2 separate regions of the Homo sapiens genome follow, and region 2 is linked to region 1. A link is an interaction called in ENCODE POLR2A ChIA-PET data of the cell type or tissue named here. Cell type or tissue: PC-9. All regions are shown on one strand. Each heading gives the region's core, and the rest is flanking DNA. Links, peaks and the distances in the headings are about the cores only.

Region 1 (8,333 bases), core at 115-8,114:
TTTCTTAATAAACATGATTTCACTTTACTGTCAGCTTGTTCTTGAATTCTTTCCTGGAGGAAGCCGAGAACCCATGTGGCCTCTCTGGCCGAATCCCAATTTTGGGGTTCACCCAGTAATAAACCAAAGAGTTGTTTTGTTTTTTAGACTTTAGACAAACTGGATAAAGAATATCAGGAGGAAATGATTTTTCCATTGCTAAAGATAAACAATATCCTCAAGTTCAGTGATATTAAAAAAAGGGCAATAAGAAATTTACATCAGACAGAAAAGTACAGAGATTAAGAGCAGGGGTTTAAATCGTCACTCCCCCACCTACTAGCCATGTGAACTTGGAGAAAGTATTTAAACTTTATGGGCTTCTGCTTCCTCTTCTGTACGATGAGGGTAATAGTTCCCACTCGTGATGACTAAGCAAGTTTATACATGTGGAGCACTTAGAACAGCATCTAAAATGTAAGTACTCAGTAAATAATAGCTGACTCAAGTTTATAATTAAGAAGGCTAAGGAAGTAGCAAGATATATGAAAATGATATTCATATATACTATGTTTTTAATTTAGAAAAGGGGGAGGGGAATTTGTTAGTGTATTTTCTCAGTTATATAGTCTGGGAGAGTATTTAATAAACTATTATCTAGAGGCAGTAAATACTGTGCAACTACATTTTAAAATTTAGGCCAATCTACATTTCAATGTCACATAATTTTTAAAATACTGCCAATTTAAGAAGCTCCCAATTTGGGAGGCTGAGGCGGGTGGATCACAACGTCAGGAGATCGAGACCATCCTGGCTAACATGGTGAAACCCCATCTCTACTAAAAATACAAAAAATTAGCCAGGCATGGTGGCGGGCGCCTGTAGTCCCAGCTACTTGGGAGGCTGAGGCAGGAGAATGGCGTGAACTCGGGAAGCGGAGCTTGTAGTGAACCGAGATCCCACCACTGCACTCCAGCCTGGGTGACAAAGCGAGACTCTGTCTCAAAAAAAAAAAAAAAAAAAAAAAAAAAAGCAGCTCCCAATTTGAGATGCTTCAATGTGAAAAAAAAATGCACATTTTAGATTGAATGAAATAGATTAAGAGATGGAAAACAGTAACAGCAATATTCCAAGCATCAGATGTTTTATAGTCTCATCTTTTTCTTTTTTTTTTTTTGAGACAGAGTCTCATTCTGTCGCCCACACTGGAGTGTAGTGGCATGATTTCGGCTCACTGCAAGCTCAGCCTCCCGGGTTCACGCCATTCTCCTGCCTCAGCCTCCCGAGTAGCTGGGACTACAGGTGCCCGCCACCACACCCGGCTAATATTTTGTATTTTTTTTTAGTAGAGACAGGGTTTCACCGCGTTGGCCAGGATGGTCTCGATCTCCTGACCTCATGATCCGCCTGCCTCAGCCTCCCAAAGTGCTGGGATTATAGACGTGAGCCACTGCGCCCGGCCTATAGTCTCATCTTTTTCTATACAAGCTGTGAACTAAAATCCAGTTTCTAAACATGCATAGCTGCTTTTGTTTTGCTTTTGTTGTTGTTGGTTTTTTGTTTTTTGCTTTTAAAGCAAAGCCCACTAGAGACAGCACCACATATGTGACTGGTAAGGCAACAGCAGAAGAAAGGAGTCCTTTTATCAGGAGTCTTGACCTAAAAAGCCAAGTCCTAATAATGAAAAAACAATGAGCAAAGAAAGAGGAAGAAAATGGCTGTGAAAGAAGAGAGGACAGTGGAAATGGGATATGATAGAGAAAGCTACAAGATAAAAGAAATACAGAAATTCCTGACAATGTAACAAAGCATTCTGGGGGCTTTCAGTGGAGGAGCAGCCAGATCCTACAGACCAGCATGCTCTTGAAATAAGGCCCTACGACAACATCAGAAAGGATGCCAAGAAAATTGGAACTGTTAAACTAAAAGGGACATAAAGAAAGTCCAGTCCATGAATACTCAAAGAGAACAAAAAGTATACTATTCTCTAATACACCCCAGCACAAAATTGCTACACATTGCTGATGCGAGTATATGAATGGTGTAGACACACAAGGAAAGCTGAGTACCACTGATGTTATTTAGTTTGCAAGCTGGGATTACAGGTCAGAAAGAGTTACATCTGGCATTCCATCTCCTCTATAGCAAAGCCACTAAGTCATCTAGCCTCTCCTTGAATATCCCTCATTATTAAGAAACTCATGATCACTGCAGAACCCTAATTCCACTTTCTGACAGTGTTGGTAGAAAATTCTTATGTTTGGTTGGGCATGGTGGCTAATGCTGGTAAATCCCAGTACTTTGAGAGGCCAAGGCAGAAGGATCACTTGAGCCCAGGAGTTCGAGGTTGCAGTGAGCTATGATCATGCCACCATACTCCAGTCCAGGTGAAAGAGTGGAGACCCTGTCTCTTTAAAAAAATAAAAAGTAAAAAATAATTATTACATTGAACCAAAATGTACCAACTAGTTTGGGGTTCTTCTGTTTATTCAATATCTATTGAGCCCCTGAATGGACTTTGAGAGGCCCTTGAGGAGCAATGGATGACTACAGAATTAGGGGCTATAGGGCAGACACAGAGCAAAAACAAGAAGTTTGGTGAAGAAATTGAGGTGACTGACAACAGTGAAAGCAGGAGGAATTTTTTCTAGTCAGGGAAAGCTAGAAGAGGGCTGACCTCAGGTCCCAACCAGGAGATATGTGGGTCATAAAAGATGAACAACCGTCACTTGAGTGTCACCAGGGAATCAGTAATGTGGGAGAAAGCCAGGCTTCATGCAGAAAACTGTGTGGGTCTGTGTTGAAATTCAGGTTTTAGGGAATTTTCTAAACATAAAACTGGGGTTGCTCAAGACAGCACAGAAGGAAAGACTGAGGAAAGTGGTCAGCAATAAAAGGCAGTTTTGGAAGGGGCTAGGGAGGCAAGGGCTAAGCCAGAGGGATTGAAAGGGAACGGAAAGACATGCCCGGAAGAGCTTGCACCTAGGGCAGTAACTTGTAGTAGGTGCTAGATCCTTGTAAACAAACATGATCCAATGAGACAAGCATTAGATTAGAGATACACAAAAGCTGCCACAAGGAACTGTTAGGGCATGAAAACAATACCCCAAAATACGGCACTTTGGCATGCTGAACTAAGGCAGCAGCCACAGGGGCAGAGCAAGATGATGGAATAGAAGAAGCCTACACTGTTTGTCACCCCCCTCACCCCCAGGAGGAACATCAAATTTTAACAACTAACTACATACAAAAGGCAGCCATCTCAAATAACCAAAAATCAGGTGAGCATTCACAGTAGCTGGTTTTAATTTCATATCACTGAAAGAGACATTGAAGAGAATAGGAAAGACAGTCTTGAAGTGCCAATGCCAGCCCTCCCCCTTCTCCCAGCAGTGGCCACACGTGCAGATTTTGTGCTTTTGGGAGATGGACAGCACAGCAGTTGGGAGGCTTTGCTTTGAACTCAGTGCTGCCCTGTCAGTGATAAGCAGAACCAGGCTGCACTCAGATGACATCTAACCACGGAAGGAGCATTTGGACTGGCCTTAGCCAGAGGGAAATCACCCACCATAGCAGTCAGAGCTTGAGTTCCCACAAGCCTCACAACCACAGGCCAGAGTGCTCTGGGGCCCTAAGTGGTCTTGAGGGGCAGGTTAGGCCACAAGGACTGCAATTCCTAGGCAAGCCCTAGTGCTAAGCTGGGCCCAGAGCCAGTGGACTAGAGTAGGAGGCACACAACCTACTAAGACACCAGCCAGGGTGACTAAGGGAGTGCTTCTGCCATGCCTCCCCCATCCCCAGCAGTGGCTGCGTGGTGGGGAGAAATCTGTGCATTTAGTAGAGGGAGAATGCAGTGACTGGGGCACTTTAACTTAACTCAGTGCTGCCCTGTCACAGAGGAAACCTGGCAGGATTTACCCCCTGCTGACTAAAGAGCGCCAAGGCCCTGAATTATCAACAGCACTATCCAGGTAGTATACCATAGGCACTGGGCTCTGAGACATGCTGGCTTCAGGTGTGACCCAGCACATTCCCAGCTGTGAGGGCTACAGTGAAAGACTCCTGTTTGAGAAAAGCAGGGGGAAAATAAAGGAGACTCTCTGTCTTGCACCTCAGGTATTAGCTCAGCTACAGAGGGTAGAGCAACAAGCAGACTTCTGAGGTCACTGAGTCCAGGCCTAGGCTCTTGGTCAGCATTTCTGGACCTGCCCTGAGCCAAAAGGTGAGTCCCAGAGCTGGCAGCATTGGTCACAAGCTGACGGAAGAGCCCTTAGGCTTTAAGTATCAGTGATGGCCTGGCAGAACCCCCCCATAAGCCAGTGGTGATGGCAGCCACAGGGAGAGGATCTTCTGCCCGTGGAAAGGGGAGGGAAGAGTGGGAAGCAACTTGTCTTGTGGGTCACGTGCCACCTTAACCACAGTAGAACAAAACACCAGGTAAATATCTAAGGTTTTGACTTCAATCCCTGGTGTTCTCAGACAGCATCTATGAACCAATCTGGGGCCTAGGGGAACTCACCACCCTGGAGGGAAGGGCACAAACCTGGCTGGCTTTGCCACCTGCTGACTGCAGAGTCCTAGGGCCTGGAGTAAACTTAGGTGGTAGCCAGGTAGTGGTTACACCGGGCCTTGGGCAAGATCGAGTGCTATCCTGGCTTCGGGTCTGAACCGGTACAGTCCCAGTTGTGGTGGCCACGGTGTGCTGGTGACACCCCACCCCCCAAGGTCCAGGTGGTTTAGCACAGAGAGAGACTCCATTTGTTTGGGAGAAAATAAAGGAAGAGAACAAGAGTCTCTGCTTGGTAATCCAGAGAATTCTTCCAGATCTTATCTAAGATCATCAAGGTGGTACCTCTATAAGTCGGCAAGAACCACAGAGTTATTCAGTTTGGGCCCACATCCCCTCAAATACCTGAAAAGCCTTTCCAAGAAGGATGGGCACAAACCCAGACAGTGAAGACTACAATAAATACCTAACTCTTCAATGCCCAGACATAGACAAATATCTACAAGGATGAAGACCATCCAGGAAAACATGACCTCGCCCAAAGAACTAAGGCACCAGGGCCAGGCGCGGTGGCTCACGCCTGTAATCCCAGCACTTTGGGAGGCAGAGGCGGGCGGATCACGAGGTCAGGAGATCAAGACCATCCTGGCTAACACAGCGAAACCCCGTCTCTACTAAAAATACAAAAAATTAGCCGGGCGTGGTGGCGGGCGCCTGTAGTCCCAGCTACTCGGGAGGCTGAGGCAGGAGAATGGCGTGAACCCAGGAGGTGGAGCTTGCAATGAGCCGAGATTGTGCCACTGCACTCCAGCCTGGGCGACAGAGCGAGACTCTGTCTCAAAAAAAAAAAAAAAAAAAGAACTAAGACACCAGGGACCATTCCTGGAAAAAAACAGAGATATGTGACCTTTCAGACAAAGAATTCAAAAGAGCTGTGGTAAGGAAACTCAAAGAAATTGAAGATAACACAGAGAAGGAATTGATAATTCTATCAGATAAATGTAACAAAGAGACTGAAATAACTAAAAAGAATTATGCAGAAACTAAAAATGGAATTGGCATACTGAAGAATGCATCAGAGTCTCTTATTAGCAGAACAGATCAAGCAGAAGAAAGAATTAGTAAGCCTGGCGTTGGAGACCAGCCTGGTCAACATGAGGAAATCCTATCTCTACTAAAAATACAAAAATTAGCCAGACATGGTGACATGTACCTGTAATCCCAGATACTCAGGAGGCTGAGGCATGAGAATCACTTTAACCTGGGAGGCAGAGGTTGCAGTGAGCCAAGATCGCACCATTGTACTCCAGCCTGGGTGACAGAGTGAGACTCTGTCTCAGAAAATAAATAAATAAATAACATATAATGGAGCTCCAATACATCTAGCACTTTTCAGTGGAAACCTTACAGGCCAGGAGACCTTACAGGCATGACATATTTAAAATGCGGAAGAAAAAAAAAATTTACCCTAGAATAGTGTATCCAGCAAAAATATCCTTTAAGCTTGAAGGAGAAATAAAGACTTTCCCAGACAAACAAAAGCTGAGAGATTTTGTCAACACCAGACCTGTCCTACAAAAAATGCTAAATGGTACTTCAATCAGAAAGAAAAGGACGTTAGGCCAGGCGCGGTGGCTCATGCCCGTAATTCCAACACTTTGGGAGGACGAGGTGGGTGGATCACGAGGTCAGGCGTTTGAGACCAGCCTGACCAACATGATGAAACCTCATCTCTACTAAAAATACAAAAATTAGCAGACGTGGTGGCATGCGCCTGTAGTCCCAGCTACTCAGGAGGCTGACGCAGGAGAATTGCTTGAACCCAGGAGGCGGAGGTTGCAGTGAGCCGAGATTGTGCCATTGCACTCCAACCTGGGTGACAGAGCAAGACTCCATCTCAAAAAAAAAAAAAGAAAAAGAAAAAGAAAAGGACGTTAATGAGCAATAAGAAATCATCTGAAGGTACAAAACTCACTGGTAATGGCACACAGAAAAACAGGAATATAACATGGCAATTTTTGGTGTGTGAAATACTCTTAAGTAGAAAGACTAAACCATGAACCCATCAGAAATAATAACTACAACTTTTCAAGATATAGACAGTGCAATAAGACATAAAAAGAAACAAAAGTTAAAAGGGGAGGAGAAAGTTAAAGTATATAGTTTTATTCATTTTCTTTTTTGCTTGTTTATTTCTGCAATCAGTGTTGTCATCCATTTAAAATAATGGGTTACGAGATAGTATTTGCAAACCGAATACTAATTGTTGTGTTTTATGTGTGTCCATTGTGTGCATGTCCAACGTACAATGGACACCCAAAAAATAAAAAGAAATTAAAGCGTAACATTGGAGAAAATCATCTTCACTAAAAGGAAGACAGGAAAGAAGGAAAGAAAGAAGAGAAGACCAAAAAACAACCAGAAGACAAATAAAATGGTAGGAGTAGTGCTTACCTACCAATAATAACACTGATTGTAAATCAACTAAACTCTCTAATCAAAAGACATACAGTTGGCCAGGTACAGTCGCTCACACCTGTAATCCCAGCACTTTGGGAAGCCAAGGTGAGCAGATTGCTTGAGCACGGGAGTTCAAGACCAGCCTGGGCAACACAGGGAAACCCTGTCTTTACAAAAAATACAAAAATTAGCTGGGCATGGTGGCATACACCTGTAGTCCCAGCTACTTTACTTGGAAGGCTGAAGAAAAGGATCACTTGAGCCCAGGAGGCAGAAGTTGCAGTGAGCTGAGATTGAACCACTGCACTTCGGCCTGGGTGACACACAACACAAAGACATGGAGAGGCTGAATGGATAAAAATGCAAGGCCCAATGAGCTGTTGCCTAAAAGAAACACACTTCATTTATAAAGATACAAATAGACTGAAAATAAATGAATGGAAAAAGATATTTCATGCCAATGAAAACAAAAAAAGAGCAGGAGTAGCTATACTTATATCAGATGAAATAGGTTTCAAGAGAAAAACTGTAAGAAAACACATATAACGTCACTATATAATGATAAAGGGGTCCATTCAGCAAGAGGATGTAACACCCAGATATAAAGGAAATATTATTAAGAGCTAAAGAAAGAGGCTGGGCGCGGTGGCTCACGCCTGGTGGCTCCGCATTTGGGAGGCCAATGCGGGCAGATCACGAGGTCAGGAGATCAAGACAATCCTGGCTAATACGGTGAAACCCGTCTCTACTAAAAATACAATAAATTAGCCAGGCGTGGTGGCAGGTGCCTGTAGTCCCAGCTACTCAGGAGGCTGAGGCAGGAGAATGGCGTGAACCCAGGAGACGGAGCTTGCAGTGAGCCGAGACTGTGCCACAGCACTCCAGCCTGGGTGACACAGGGAGACTCTGTCTCAAAAAAAAAAAAAAAAAAAAAAAAAAGAGAGACAGATCCCAATACAGTAATAGCTGGAGACATCTAAATCCTACTTTCAGCATTGGACAGATCTTCTAGACAGAAAATAAACAAGGAAATATCAGACTTAATCTGCAGAATAGAACAAATGAACCTAATAAGTATTTATGAAACATTTCATCCAATGGCTACAGAACATCCTCCTGAGCATATGGATCATCCTCAAGGACAGATGACATGTTAGGTCACAAAACAAGTCTTAAAACATTCAAAAAAAACTGAAATAATAGCAAGCATCTTCTCTGACCACAATGAAATAAAGCTACAAATAAATAACAAGAGGAATTTTGGAACATATACAAACGCATGGAAGTTAAATAATATGCTCCTGAATGAACAGTGGGTCAATGAAAACATTATGAAGGAAATTGAAAAATTTATTGAAACAATAATAATGGAAACACAACTACCAAA
Region 2 (8,333 bases), core at 45-8,044, 100 kb before region 1:
CATTCCACAGGCTAGGCTCCCTGATAGACACCCTTCGACGTGTATGTTTAGATCAGCCTGACATTAAACACTGCGTAATATCCCACAGTTTAACTCTATCATAATTCACTTAATTAACAAACATAATTTTATTATTTTTTAAAAGAGCATCCTAGTAAATTTCTCCATATCTGCACAAGTATTCTTTTGGATAGACTACCAGATATGGACTTCACAGCTCAATGGTATATGAATTTCAAATTTTGGTAACTTACCGAAAACTTTACCTTCCAAAACATATCAATATATATCCTCTCTGCCCTTTACCATTAATCTATACTAGATTATTAATTTTTAAAATCTTTACTGTTAGCTGGGAGAATATGGATAAGTAAATTTAAAGTATATTCATGCGACGTAATACTATATCTGAGTTAAAATGTGTTCGGAATTGGTGGGTTCTTGGTCTCACTGACTTCAAGAATGAAGCCACGGACCCTTGCGGTGAGTGTTACAGCTTTTAAGGCGGGGCATCTGGAGTTGTTCGTTCCTCCCAGTGGGCTCGTGGTCTTGCTGGGCTCAGGAGTGAAGCTGCAGATCTTCGCGGTGAGTGTTACAGCTCATAAAAGCAGCATGGACCCAAAGAGTGAGCAGCAGCAAGATTTATCGCAAATAGCGAAAGAACAAAGCTCCCACAGTGTGGAAGGGGACCTGAGCAGGTTGCCAATGCTGGCTCGGGCAGCCTGCTTTTATTCTCTTATCTGGCCCCACCCACATCCTGCTGATTGGTAGGACCGAGTGGCCTGTTTCGTCAGGGCGCTGATTGGTGCGTTTACAATCCCTGAGCTAGATACAAAGGTTCTCCACATCCCCATCAGATTAGTTAGATACAGAGTTTCCACACCCAGGTTCTCCAAGGCCCCACTAGAGCAGCTAGATACAGAGTGTCGATTGGTGCATTCACAAACCTTGAGCTAAACTCAGGGTGCTGATTGGTGTGTTTACAAACCTTGAGCTAGATACAGAGTGCCGATTGGTGTATTTACAATCCTTGAGCTAGACATAAAGGTTCTCCACGTCCTCACCAGAGCAGCTAGATACAGAGTGTCGACTGGTGCGCTCACAAACCTTGAGCTAAACACAGGGTGCTGATTGGTGTATTTACAATCCCTGAGCTAGATATAAAGACTCTCCATGTCCCCACCAGACTCAGGAGCCCAGCTGGCTTCACCTAGTGGATCCCGCACCGGGGCTGCAGGTGGAGCTGCCTGCCAGTCCTGCCCCCTGCGCTCGCATTCCTCAGCCCTTGCGTGGTCGATGGGACTGGGCGCCGTGGAGCAGGGGGTGGTGCTCGTCGGAGGCTCGGGCCGCACAGGAGCCCATGGAGTGGGTGGGAGGCTCAGGCATGGCGGGCTGTAGGTCCCGAGCCCTGCCCCGTGGGAAGGCAGCTAAGGCCCGGTGAGAAATCGAGCGCAGCACCGGTGGGCCAGCAGTGCTGGGGGACTCAGTACACCCTCTGCAGCCACTGGCCCGGGTGCTAAGTCCCCCATTGCCTGGGGCCAGCAGGGCTGGCTGGCTGCTCCGAGTGCGGGGCCCACCAAGCCCACGCCCACCTGGAACTCCAGCTGGCCCACAAGCGCCACACGCAGCCCCGGTTCCCGCTCGTGCCTCTCCCTCCACACCTCCCTGCAAGCTGAGGGAGTGGGCTCCGGCCTTGGCCAGCCCAGAAAGGGGCTCCCACAGTGCAGTGGGGGACTGAAGGGATCCTCAAATGCCACCAAAGTGGGAGCCCAGGCAGGGGAGGTGCTGAGAGCAAGCGAGGGCTCTGAGGACTGCCAGCACGCTGTCACCTCTCAAAAGCAAATGAACTACAGCTACACATCAACATAGGCCATTCTCACAAACAATGTGGAATGAATAAAGTACACAGAATAAAGTACAATTCCAGTTACATATAGTATATACTTTTAAAACATTCCAAAATGTTGTTATGGACACATAGCCATATGTGGTGTGATGTTATGATTTTTGTCCACAGTTCTGGTTCATAACTCTCACAGCCTTGTTATGAGGCTGGGGCACTTTACACCTCAGAAAATAATCTCTCTCTTTGCCCTCCTTGCACCTGCCCAAGCCAGGACTCTAATCTGATTGTTGGGTCACAAAACCCTCATTCTGGAGAGGGAGAAAAGCAAAGGTACACTAGACAACAATTTCAGGATGGCAGATACCTCTGGTGGGGAGGCATAGGGAGTAGAAAAAGAAAGAAGAACACAGGGGCTTCAAATGTATTGGTAACATCCTAATTCTTGAAGTCTGTTTTGCTCTTGTTCTTTAAACAATCTTTAGAGACATATACATAAACACACAACTTAGTATATGCATAAGATATTTCATACTGAACAACAGCACCTCATTGTTTAAATTTTGTATTTTCCTAATCAACAATTTCTATGTTTATAAATGTTTATTAGTCATTTTTAAAAAGCTTCTGTAATCTCTGTGCTCATTTTTTTTTTTTTTGAAACAGTGTCTCACTCTGTCACCCAGGTGGATCGCAGTGGTGTGATCACAGCTCACTGCAGCCTTGACCTCCCATGCTCAAGCAATCCTCCCACCTCAGCCTCTTAAGTAGCTGAGACTACAGGCACATGTCACCATGCCCAGATAATTTTTCATTTTTTTGTAGAGTCAGAGTCTCCCTGTGTTGTCAAGGATGATCTCAAACTCCTAGGCTCAAGCGGTCCTCCCATCTTGGCCCCCCAAAGTGCTGGGATTGCAGGCGTGAGCCTGCCACATATTTTTTTCTGTTTTTTTTTTTTATTTGAATTATAGCTGTCTTTAAAGGAGTTCATATCACAAATATTTTCTCCAAATTTGTTATGTTTCTTATCAAATCTTGCTTTTATACTAATTCCAGGTAATTTATCTTTTTTTTTTTTTTTTTTTTTGAGACAGAGTCTCCCTCTGTCGCCCAGGCTGGAGTGCAATGGCGCGATCTCGGCTCACTGCACCCTCCTCCTCCGGGGTTCAAGCAATTCTCCTGCCTCAGCCTCCCGAGTAGCTGGGACTACGGACTGACGCCACCACGCCCGACTAATTTTTTGTATTTTTAGTAGAGACGGGGTTTCACCGTGTTAGCCAGGATGGTCTCGATCTCCTGACCTCGTGATTCGCCCGCCTCGGCCTCCCAAAGTGCTGGGATTACAGGCATGAGCCACCGCACCCGGCCAATTTATCTTACTTCTAAGCACAAACATGGTGTTTAATTATAACTATTATTATCTTTACTATTAATTTCTTTGGATTCCAGTAGATCAGTGCCAAGTGGCTATTCAAACCGGAAGAACTATGTATTTTCTCTTTTTTGAGACAGAGTCTTGCTCTGTCGCCCAGGCTGGAGTGCAGTGGCAGGATCTCAGCTCACTGCAAGCTCCGCCTCCCGGGTTCACGCCATTCTCCTGCCTCAGCCTCCAGAACAGCTGGGACTACAGGTGCCTGCCACAACGCCCGGCTAATTTTGTTTTTGTATTTTTAGCAGAGTCGGGGTTTCACCGTGTTAGCCAGGATGGTCTCGATCTCCTGACCTCATGATCTGCCCGCCTCGGCCTCCCAAAGTGTTGGGATTGCAGGCGTGAGCCACCGCACCCGGCCCAGAGCTATGTATTTTCTGAATGTAAATCATTCACTTAAATGCAAGCAGATAAAAGTTTATTTCTCTTCTCTGCTCCATCCCTCCGTGTCAGTCCCTTAGCTTCATCCACCTGCAAACAGTAAATGCGTTGTGTAGCATTTTAGAGTCCTTTAACCCCATCTCTTTCATCCATACCTACCATGACAGTCCTCGGTCCACCCATATACAGTTCTAGTTCTGAGGTTGTCATGTATTGCTAGCTTAAAACTACTACATTAATGAGTACAGAGTTTCAGTTGGGAAGGATGAAAAAATTCTAAAGATGGATGGTGGTGGTGGCTGTACTACAATATAAATGTATTTAATGCCACAGAACCACACACTTAAAAATATTCAAAATAGTAAATGTCATGCACATTTTACCACACTTTCAAAAACTGCAAACATTCTCTGCCATAAATTTATGCTCCCCAACCTCAGCAGCCTCTCCTTGCTTCTTCCCAGCTTGTATGCTCATGCTTAGTCAACTCTATGATAGATACTCCACTGCTTGTACTATTCCTCTCTGTTCTCTTTTTTCACTCTCTGCTCTGGGGAACAGACCCGGGAGGGGGTTTACAGCTACTCCACTATGCAGAAGATTCCAGTACCAAGTTCCCTTTTCAGTTCATGCTCTCCTTCCTAAATGTCCAGATAGCTACCTCCTTCACTGAAGAAGGGAAGATTGAACTTTATGTTGAAGGATAAGTAGGATTTCATTAGGCATCAAAAGGAGGGAAAGGATATTATTTCAGGCTTTGTAGCAAGGAAATTGGTGGCAGACTTGCAAACACTGTGGTTTACAGAAGTGTTCATCAGTGCCTGCCAAAAGCCTCAGTGGCTGCATACTGCACTTAGAACGCAATCTCAATTTCACAGAAGGCCTGAAGGCTCTACCCCTCATCTCTTGCCACTTTGCTTTCAAAATATGGTTCCTAAACCATGCTCCCTCTATCAATCACCCAAGGTTTTGAGAAGGAAGTCAAGAAAAAATGTTTTCATAAATTTCCACAGGAACCTATTATTTTTTCCAACTTTGAAATAACCATGCAGCTTCCAGAAAAGGCTCCTCTGAGACTTCAAGAAAATAAAACGTTAGTTCTGCCCCTGCCAGGTCACACAAAGGATAAAGTACAGTCAGTTACTTGCTACTAACTTGAGAGAGAAGAAGGAAGGCTTTCATTTCTCTATTTTTTGATGAGCTGCCTGATCCAAATTTCTTCTAATTATCATCTTCCTTCCCCCAAGACCCTAACGCACAGCTTGCTGGGGTAACAGCAGCAACTTGGGCCTTTTGTGTTGGCCCGAATATTCTTAAAGGCCAAATTCAGAATGTGGAAAGAAAAGATACCCTAAATATAACGAGGATCTTCCTGTCTTTTGCAAATCATCCACTCTACGTATCCACCCCCACCCACAACAGATAATGATAATCTTACACATGCAGTTTCTTTTTTAATACAATCTCAGAAGTATATTACAGTAATAATATTCCAAAGAAAAAAGAATATTAGTAGATGCAAATTTAGTCAGCTTTTAAATATCTTTGTAAGTTACTGAATTTGTGGTAGGAAATAAGGTCAAAGATAAAAAGGGAACTAATTTTTTAAAAAACAGCTCATTTCCATCATATGCACGTTTAAATGGGTACTAAATAAATTATAAATTTATTTGCTTGGAATTTTCTAATTATTATTTTGGCAATCTATATATTGTCAACTTTAGTAATCATGTTGAAACAAACAGGTCTTCGGTACTATGCTAAGGATTATAAAATACCTATATAGCCTTTAAGACACAACAGTTCATCAGTAGTGGAACTTAAATAATCTCGTATTAGTAAACAGTTCACTGTTCATGGAGTATGGCTTATCTTCATCCTCTGCACAGGATAGCAGAGGCAAATGTTATTTGCCACAAATGGGTAAGGATTCGAGTTTAAAACAGCAGAAATTAGAGTAACCTATGGCAAACTAGAAAACAATATTTTTTAAAGTAAATGCTAAAACTCAAAAACATTTAAAATCCCTTCTAAAGATGTTGTATTTGTTTATTTACAAAGAATTACTGAGCCCCATATGGGACTCAATATAGTATACAGGACACATTGTTAGGGACTTGGGAATGTTTTTTATAAAGTCCTGCCCATCAGTTCAGCCACACCAGCTTTTTCAGTTCCTGTGACGTTAAGGTCTCTACATATGACTAAGTCTAATTATTCCCTGTGGGTTGTTTCCTTTGAACATTTCTTCACAAACGTAATTAAATATTCATGCAATGTCCTTTTTTTTTTTTTTTTTTGAGACGGAGTCTCGCCGTCGCCAGGCTGGAGTGCAGTGGTGCGATCTTGGCTCACTGTAACCTCCGATTCCCTGGTTCAAGCAATTCTCCTGCCTCAGCCTCCCGAGTAGCTGGAATTAGAGGCATGCCAGCTAATTTTTGTATTTTTAGTAGAGACAGGGTTTTGCCACGTTGGCCAGGATGGTCTCGATCTCCTGACCTCGTGATCCACCCGCCTCGGACTCCCAAAGTGCTGGGATTACAGGTGTGAACCACCGCGCCCAGCCTGCAATGTCCTTTTTTCTAGAGGACAGGGACCCTGTCTGTCCTGTTCATTATTATGGCTCCCATGCACATTGTTTTCAAACACTTTATACAGTCTCATTAAATAGTTCCTTCTCGAGGAACCAAAGGGAGAGCAAACAAGTAAAATAGTAATTGACAAGTTTGGCTGAGGCTCTGTGACTGCTGGAGGTACAGAGCGGAGGGTAAGAGAAGGCTTTCTAGAATACTTTATCTCTAAACTTCTTGAGGGCACATCCCTATCAGAATAAATCCTGGGCATGCATCCCCTAGTATGCATATTCGCACACAATGTAGGTAAGAGTTAGATACAAGCATTCCTGTATTAAGATACACACTTTAAAACACAAAAATAGGCCAGGCGCGGTGGCTCATGCCTGTAATCCCAGCACTTTGGGAGGCCGAGGCGGGTGGATCACGAGGTCAGGAGATCGAGACCATCCTGGCTAACACGGTGAAACCCTATCTCTACTAAAAATACAAAAAAATTAGCCAGGCGTGGTGGTGGGCACCTGTCATCCCAGCTACTCAGGAGGCTGAGGGAGGAGAATGGCGTGAAACCGGGAAGCAGAGCTTGCAGTGAGCCAAGATTGCACCACTGCACTCCAGCCTGGGCGACAGAGCGAGACTCCATCTCTAAAAAAAAAAAACAAAAAACAAAAAAACCCACAATAGAACTTAAAATAGGGCAAGGTAGAGGTAAAAATACTATTGTTAAGAGAACAATGTGACTGAATCTGCTTGTTTTTAAAAAATCTTTTAAGGTAAATGCTAAAACTCAAAAACATTTAAAATCTCTTTAAAGCTCTTGTATTCGTTTATTTAAAAAGAAATTGTAAAATATTTCACAATACAGCAATTTGGAAGAGTAAATCTATCTCAGTTTACTTCCATACTTAGTTTCAATGACTGCCATGAAGAGAGATTCATCGTCCTAAAGGGAAGAAGTCTATCACTGGATGCACTTACTAAGTCACAATACCTATTTTTAAATACCATCTACCAGTTATACAAAGGTTTTTCTCAAAATTATTCTGGCAAATTTCCATCTATAGTAATATCTCAGAAGATATTACATTATTTTTCAAAACTTACTCTAAAACATACTAAAACTATTCAAAGATTTTTTATTTTATTTTATTTTGAGATGGAGTCTTGCTCTGTCACCCAGACTGGAGTGCAGTGGCATGATCTCAGCTCACTGTAGCCTCTGCCTCCTGGGTTCAAGTGATTCTCCTGCTTCAGCCTCCCAAGTAGATGGGACTACAAGTGCACACCACCACGCCCAGCTACTTTTTGTATTTTTTTCTTTTTTAGTAGAAACGGGGTTTCACCATCTTGGCTAGGCTGGTCTCGAACTCCTGACCTCAAGTGATCTGCCTGCCTTGGCCTCCCAAAGTGCTCGGATTACAAGAGTGAGCCACCGTGCCCAGCTTTATTTTTTTATTTTATTTTATTTTTAAGCAGAGGCAAGGTCTTGCTGTGTTGCCCAGGCTGGTCTCAAACTCCTGGCCTCAAGTGATCCTCCTGACTCAGCCTCCCAAAGTGCTGGGAGTTACATGTGTGAGCCAGTGCACCTGGCCGAAGATTTTAAAAGACAGTTAAAAAGATCTGTATGTAAGTTTGAGTGTACTTGCAGAAATAAGTTTTTTAAAAAATAAGATTTTAAAAATAAAAGATACATCCATTGTAGTGATAAAATTACACAATAATGGAACATTTCCAAACAATCATTTCAAAAATGCTCTGTCTATAGTGTACTTTTCTGCTGCTCCTGATTGCAGTTACTTTCTAACTCATTCAAATGTCACCTGTACCTCAAAGGGACAGACTGTGTTTTCCAAATATATCTGCTAAGTAAGAACCTGCTAAATATTTACTGACAGACACTTGTCTTCACATGAAAGGTTAGCAAATGGGCACATGGTGGGGGCGGCGGTGGGGAGGCTTTTTTTTTTTTTTTTTTTTTTTCCTGAGACGGAGTTTTGCTTTTGTTGCCCAGGCTGGAATGCAATGGCATGATCTTGGGCTCACTGCAACCTCTGCCTCCCTGGTTCAAGCGATTCTCCTGCCTCAGCCTCCCGAGTAGCTGGGATTA

What was found. Peaks named below come from ENCODE experiments on the same cell type or tissue, not always from the same donor. Only the 100,000 strongest peaks of a DNase experiment are listed, where the experiment ranks them.
Region 2: POLR2A ChIA-PET joins it to region 1 with 5 read pairs; 7 of 35 experiments call an interaction of 5 or more read pairs at or near these places.

What each region holds. Positions count from the first base shown.
Region 1 is chr12:32,414,967-32,423,299 of GRCh38, reverse strand. All of the region lies in intron 1 of FGD4 (FYVE, RhoGEF and PH domain containing 4), which reads right to left. Among named protein-coding and RNA genes, the nearest start is that of FGD4, 20 kb to the right of the region's middle. RefSeq lists an enhancer at 3,095-4,081. In PC-9, for the core only: no CTCF peak of the experiment used is centred there; no DNase peak of the experiment used is centred there; H3K27ac peaks cover 1,184 bases.
Region 2 is chr12:32,518,993-32,527,325 of GRCh38, reverse strand. The region is part of intron 1 of FGD4 (FYVE, RhoGEF and PH domain containing 4); the gene reads right to left. Among named protein-coding and RNA genes, the nearest start is that of FGD4, 120 kb to the right of the region's middle. RefSeq lists an enhancer at 3,438-3,938. In PC-9, for the core only: no CTCF peak of the experiment used is centred there; no DNase peak of the experiment used is centred there.